2 separate regions of the Homo sapiens genome follow, and region 1 is linked to region 2. A link is a loop called in an ENCODE intact Hi-C map of the cell type or tissue named here. Cell type or tissue: Caco-2. All regions are shown on one strand. Links, peaks and the distances in the headings refer to the core of each region. The heading gives the core; the rest is flanking DNA.

The links. A loop is a pair of places that touch in the nucleus more often than their neighbours do. Peaks named below come from ENCODE experiments on the same cell type or tissue, not always from the same donor. Only the 100,000 strongest peaks of a DNase experiment are listed, where the experiment ranks them.
Region 1: a loop joins it to region 2, with 12 times the contacts of the local background. A loop is called at or near these places in 2 of 110 quality-filtered maps.

The regions. Positions count from the first base shown.
Region 1 is chr12:29,205,980-29,208,900 of GRCh38, reverse strand. The region is part of intron 1 of FAR2 (fatty acyl-CoA reductase 2); the gene reads right to left. Among named protein-coding and RNA genes, the nearest start is that of FAR2, 58 kb to the right of the region's middle. In Caco-2, for the core only: no CTCF peak of the experiment used is centred there; no DNase peak of the experiment used is centred there.
Region 2 is chr12:29,316,502-29,319,422 of GRCh38, reverse strand. FAR2 (fatty acyl-CoA reductase 2) reads right to left here. Exons shown (of 12, transcript NM_001271783.2): 9 at 2,411-2,582. FAR2-AS1 (FAR2 antisense RNA 1) reads left to right here and starts at 1,575. Exons shown (of 7, transcript NR_103860.1): 1 at 1,575-1,715. In Caco-2, for the core only: a CTCF peak has its summit at 1,443; a DNase peak (open chromatin) is centred at 1,452.

The DNA.
Region 1 (2,921 bases), core at 328-2,827, 110 kb after region 2:
CCATTGGAACATTCTCCCATGATTTTGCTCATTTTCCCCGCACTACTAAGAAATAAAATCCTACTCATTAGTCCAATTCTAGGTTTCAGATAAACACTCCAGTGCACACAATGATTTCCTTTTCAGAATGTGTCCTGCAGCTGTTGTAAACATCTCTCACTTTAGCATTCATTTACTCTCTAATTAGCTCATATTTTATAATTTTGTCTCCAGAGCTAGACTGGCCAACAGGTGGGCATTTTTTTTTTCTCTCTGGCACTCAGCTCAAGACCAGAGTTTTAATAAACACTTCCTGATACCTGAATAACGCAGAATTACACTTCTTGTGAAGCCAACCACAGTAAACCTTTGAGTAAAATCTGATGATAGAAATATAAATGATGTATAAACAATATAACAATTGTGATCATTACATAGTTGCATGCCACACCTTAAGAAAGGTTACACGGTAAAATTAAGAGGGAACATTTTCTGCCTCTTGGCCTCCTCTTTCAATGGACCAAGTAGTAGGACTGCAGTTCCCACCTCACCACAGTCTGGGCTGCAGACTGCCCTGTCTAGCCTGTGTCTGTTCAGTGATGCTGAGTGGGAGTAGAGGGTAGGAACTGAAACACTCTGTGGAGGTCACCAGCAGTGCCCATGGTCTTTAAACTTCAGTTCAGAGGAAGAAGGGCAGCAGGAGGATTTCCGTTGCTTTTAGAATGTAGTTTTTCTGCAGAGATGCTGCAATCATGCTCAAAGCTCTTGCCCAGCTAGGAAATGCTGAGCTTCTAGTCAGCTGCAAAGCAACACACTTCTTTTAATACTAATACACAAACTGACTTGAAATACTATTTTATATAAGTTTTTAAAACATATTTCATAGGGATGGGGATCTCGGTCTGTTGACTAGGCTGGGCTTGAGCTTCTGGACCCAAGTAATCCTCCTGTCCTGGCCTCCCAAAATGCTGGGACCACAGGTGTGAGCCACCATGCCTGGCCTAAATAAGTCTCACCATATGAATAAGCAAAGACTTACAGTTAATGTGCTGTGTTCAAGTTCCTGCATTAGGACAGTAGTGTGAAATTTATTTTCTTTAAAGGTCTAACAGAATTTTATCTGCAAAGAGTCTTATAAAGTGCCAGCTGTAAGCTGAAATATTTCCTTTTAGTTAGGCAGTCCTCTTCACAAATAATCTATCCCTATGTATCATCTGTCTATCTATCCATCCATCCATCCAGTCTGTTTCAGCCCAATATTAGCCATAATATGATCATAACTTTACCCAGGTCCATTCTTCAAAAAAGGGAAAAAGAGAAAAAAAAATCAGAGAAACGAGAACAAACCATAGTAGCAAGTAAATGGAAACTGTAGTGAAAGCATCCGTAATTCTGGAGGTGATAGTGCCGACTCCCTTTGTCCTTGTAAATGGGATGAGAACCCAGGGTGGCCTGCTTTACCTTGTTGGAGAGACTAAATTTGCTGCCTCTTGGTGACCCCTCCTGGCTACTACTCAGGGGAATTCTACATAGTACTTGTACTTTCTGAATCACATTCCCATAGTATCAGCCAGGATCCTGTATTTGAGAGAATGAGGAACTGGTGAAGTATTAGCATGTGTCTACACTTATTTCCTGTTAAACCGAAGTTTCTAAGCAGGGGGCCAGAGTGGGAAGTGAGGAAATACATGATACGGAGGAAAGCAAATATTTCTCCAGCTGAAAAAGTCAGGCGTTGTGGCTAAATTTACTCCATTGTCCTCAACAGAAGAAAGATTGTCAAATACGTTTCCAAATTCCTTGGCCTGGTATGCAAGACCATTTAAGAGTCAGATGCAACCTGACTTTTCTGCCTTCTCTCTTTTTTTCTCTCACACCAACTTTCTCCTACAACCAAACAAGCTTTGGTTGGCAGACCAAAGCTTGTTTGCTGAAACCTTTATGTCCTTCTTCAGACATTCCCACTCCTCTTCTGTGCCCGGCTGGTGGCATCCTATTTGGCATTTTTTGAAATCTTTCCAGATGGCCCTTATGTCCAGGGTGGGTTGAGAATCACTGACCTATCCGATGCTCACACCAAATCTGACTTCATCCCTGATGCCTGCCCACGCTACTCTGGGATGCCAGGTGTGTCTCTCTCCACCAAGCCCACTGTAGTTACATCAGTCCTTTGGCAAGTAAACATGAACTGCCTTATGTCATTTCATATTATCATCTTCTTTTATTCCTATTTAACACTTAGCCTATTCTTTCCCTTCCTTAAATGTCTGTGTGTCTTAATTCCCCAATTAGAGGCAGAAATTGTGAGAATTGAGTCCCACTGTGCCTTCCATTTAGTTAGGGGTCAATAAATATTTTTGATTGCCTGAAAGGGGCCAGAGGCACTAAAGCAAAGCCAAACCATTATTTTATCCATGACAGCCACAGATGAACTTTGTGGGAAAGTTGTGTGCCCTGTGGTACCATGGGGCAGGGCTCTCAGGGTCTGAGGCCTTGTGCCAGGTTAAATATATGCCAGCATCTGGAACATTTCAGTACATTTTCTCAATCAGTCTTAGCACAGATGAGCCAAGTATTTGTATCAGGTAAACTCTGGCGTCACCTTTGGAATATACTGGCTTAATTGCTCCTGGTACCAAATCTCGAAGGAATGTTGCAACAATCTGAAAAAGTTCAATAGGCAATAGAAGTCACTGTGATCCAATATGCAAAACCTGATGAAAGACAAGCTGCTTGGTTCAATTCTGCACAAGGGTGAGGACTGCTGGATCTTTGGGTGGTCCTCATCCATTCCCTTGGGAAACAAGTCAGACAAATAAGTGGTATAGAACCATTCTCACTGGCTGAATATGCTTCCCAGCAATGACTAGTGAGTATCTGAGAGTAAATGAAAGGGAAACACTATTTAATAAATTGCATCTTTATTATGCTTCTACTCCTGG
Region 2 (2,921 bases), core at 264-2,763:
CCAGCAATCATGAATGCAAATCAAAAAAACAAAAAGATGTCATTCCTTATGAGTTTGACAATTCAGAAGTTGATTTTTACAAAGTATTCTTACCCCCATTAAGAGGGTAAGACATACTGTTTTGTACCCCTTGGCCGGGCGCGGTGGCTCATGCCTGTAATCCCAGCACTTTGGGAGGCCGAGGCGGGTGACTTGCTTGAGGTCAGGAGTTCGAGACCAGCCTGGTCAAGATCGTGAAACCCCATCTCTGCTAAAAATACAAAAATTAGCCAGGCACAGTGGCGGGCGCCTGTAATCCCAGCTACTCGAGAGGCTGAGGCAGGAGAATCGCTTGAACCCAGGAGGCAGAGGTTGCAGTGCGCTGAGATCTCGCCACTGCACTCTAGCCTAGGTGACAAAGCAAGACTCCATCTCAAAAAAAAAAGAAAAAAGAAAAAGAAAAAAAAAAGACTTTTGTACCCTTCATACACTGTTGTGGTAGTGCCAATTGACAGTCTCTTCCTTAGGGAGGGTCACCTGGCACTAGTCACAAACTCCACATACTCTTCAATCCAGCAGTCTCCCTCCTCAGCATCCTCTCCTGACACAGGCACATTCTACAAAGAGGCATGCACACTGATATTCATTGCCCTATTTGCAGTAGAAAAAAAAGACAACACCGGGCAGAATGACTTAGATTTTCATGGAAAATTAGTGGAAAAAGTTGTAAAATATGTACAATTGATTTATATACACACATACCCCCCTACTGCAAAGCAAACTATGTACGTCCATATATGGATGTAAAAGCATAGGAGAGTATACACAAGCACACCTGGAGCAGGAAAGGGTCTAGAAGGATTTCAGCTTTTTCTGCCATAAAGATTATTGCTAAAATACATACCACACAACAAACCAACCCATTTCCCACAAATATTACTGTTTGACTTCTCACAAGATACATATAGATTTTTATTGTGTCTCTTCCTTCTGTGTTTCTCTTTTTTCCTAACTGAACTTTGTTCTTTATGCAGGCCCTCTTCCAATCCTGATATATTTTAAAACCTTTAGCATTTCTGCCTACAATATTTGGGTTTTCTTCTTTTCCTGTCTTTATTTAATAAGCCCCATACAAATATTTTCCCCATAATCACAATGTTTCCTTTTCACCTTGCTCAAGAACTGAGTTATGAGCTCCAAATGAGGTCTTTAAAAATTTAGATAAACTCTACATTGGCTAAGTTTTAGTCATTTGCACTGCTAATAAAGATGACAAACACGCTGAAGAAGACTTCCTCCCTTATAAAGGGGCTAGCACAGAAGGCAATACTGTTCATACTTCTGATTCTTGATCACGAGAATTGCCTTAGGCAATTATAACAATGACTCCTCTGACACATAATATTATTCAAGCGAGACAGATAAAGGCGTATGTCCTGTGTCACACAGCTAGGTGGTGACAGCTGCCTTAGCATCAGCACACTGTGTTCCCTCTAATTTCTTCACTCATCTCTAGGTGGCAGTAAATCTGGTTCCGAATACTGACTTTGAGACTCGGCTTTCTCCACATCCTTCCTGTCACTTCCTTTGAGACTAATTCAGATTCTTTCCTTAGCTTCTATTTCCCCATTTGTAAAATTGGGATGATGAGGACATCTTCCTTGGGTAGCTGTGACAATGAAAATGGGATCATCATGCATCAGCCTTAGCCCCACGAGTGCCACAGTAAACTCTCAGTAAGTGAGGTTGTCATCATTATTGTATATTTAAGATTATCTACCTATTCAGAAAACCCTAGTGACAGAGTCTCAATTGCTTTTCTTTTCGCATGAATGATTACTTGCTGAATTCATCAACCTCTTTAACATTTACCTTCCTTTATTGTGCTGGAACATTTTTAATGTCTTTTGTGGCTTCTCACTATGACTGCTTTGTTCAAAACTTATACAGGTCGAGTATCCTTTATGTGAAATACTTGGGCCAGAAGTGTTTTGGGTTTTGATTGTTTTCAGATTTTGGAATATTTGCATATATGTAATGAGCTATCTTGGGGATGGGACCCATGTCTAAACACAAAATTCATTTCTGTTTCATACACACTTAGCCATATACACAGAGCCTGAAGGTAATCTTACATAATATTTTAAATAATTTTATGTATGAAACAGTTTTGAATGTCTTTTGACTGTGACCCATCACATGAGGTAAGGTATGTGGAATTTTCCACTTGTGGCATCATGTCAGCACTCAAAACGTTTTGGATTTTGGAGAATTTCAGATTTTGGATTTTCAGATTAGGTGTGTTCAATCTGTATATATGGGTAAGATTCAGTTGTCTCCTTTAATCCTCGGCTGAAGGAAGCACTAAAGATTTTGGGGCCTTAATCTCCCATGCAGTGACACTCTCAAAGCCATTGACTCAGCTTCTCACCTGGGCTTCCTTCCAGTGAGCCGCAGATAGCAGTCATAGATAATGGCAGGGGCCCGGTGGCTGACCGCATTCCAGTACTGTGATGTGAAGCTGTTGCTGGTAAAATTAGCATTTGGCCTCCTGAAAGGTCTCTCAAATGGGATTTTTTCAAAGGTTGCCAAGACTTGGACTCCTGGGGAAAAAAGAAAGTAAGTGCTAGAGGAGAAAAGGAGAATATAAGTCCATCATAGTGGAAAGCATTTGTAATGGGTCAAAACAATAAAGACGAAGGATTTGCTGTGTAGAGTCAAGAATCAATTTCTGAGAACAATATAAAGATTTTTGTGCTGGGCAAATGGTTATCTGCAAACTGAAACAGTGTGAATGGGTTAATAATTGGATTCTTTAGTTGAAGCATTTACTGTAAAACAAACTATTGGGGAAACACTTGTCAATACAAGGAGGTACTGTTCAGAAAAACATGAATCTGCCTTTAATTCTAAGGTCATCCAGTCTATTCTGAAAGCCCCAA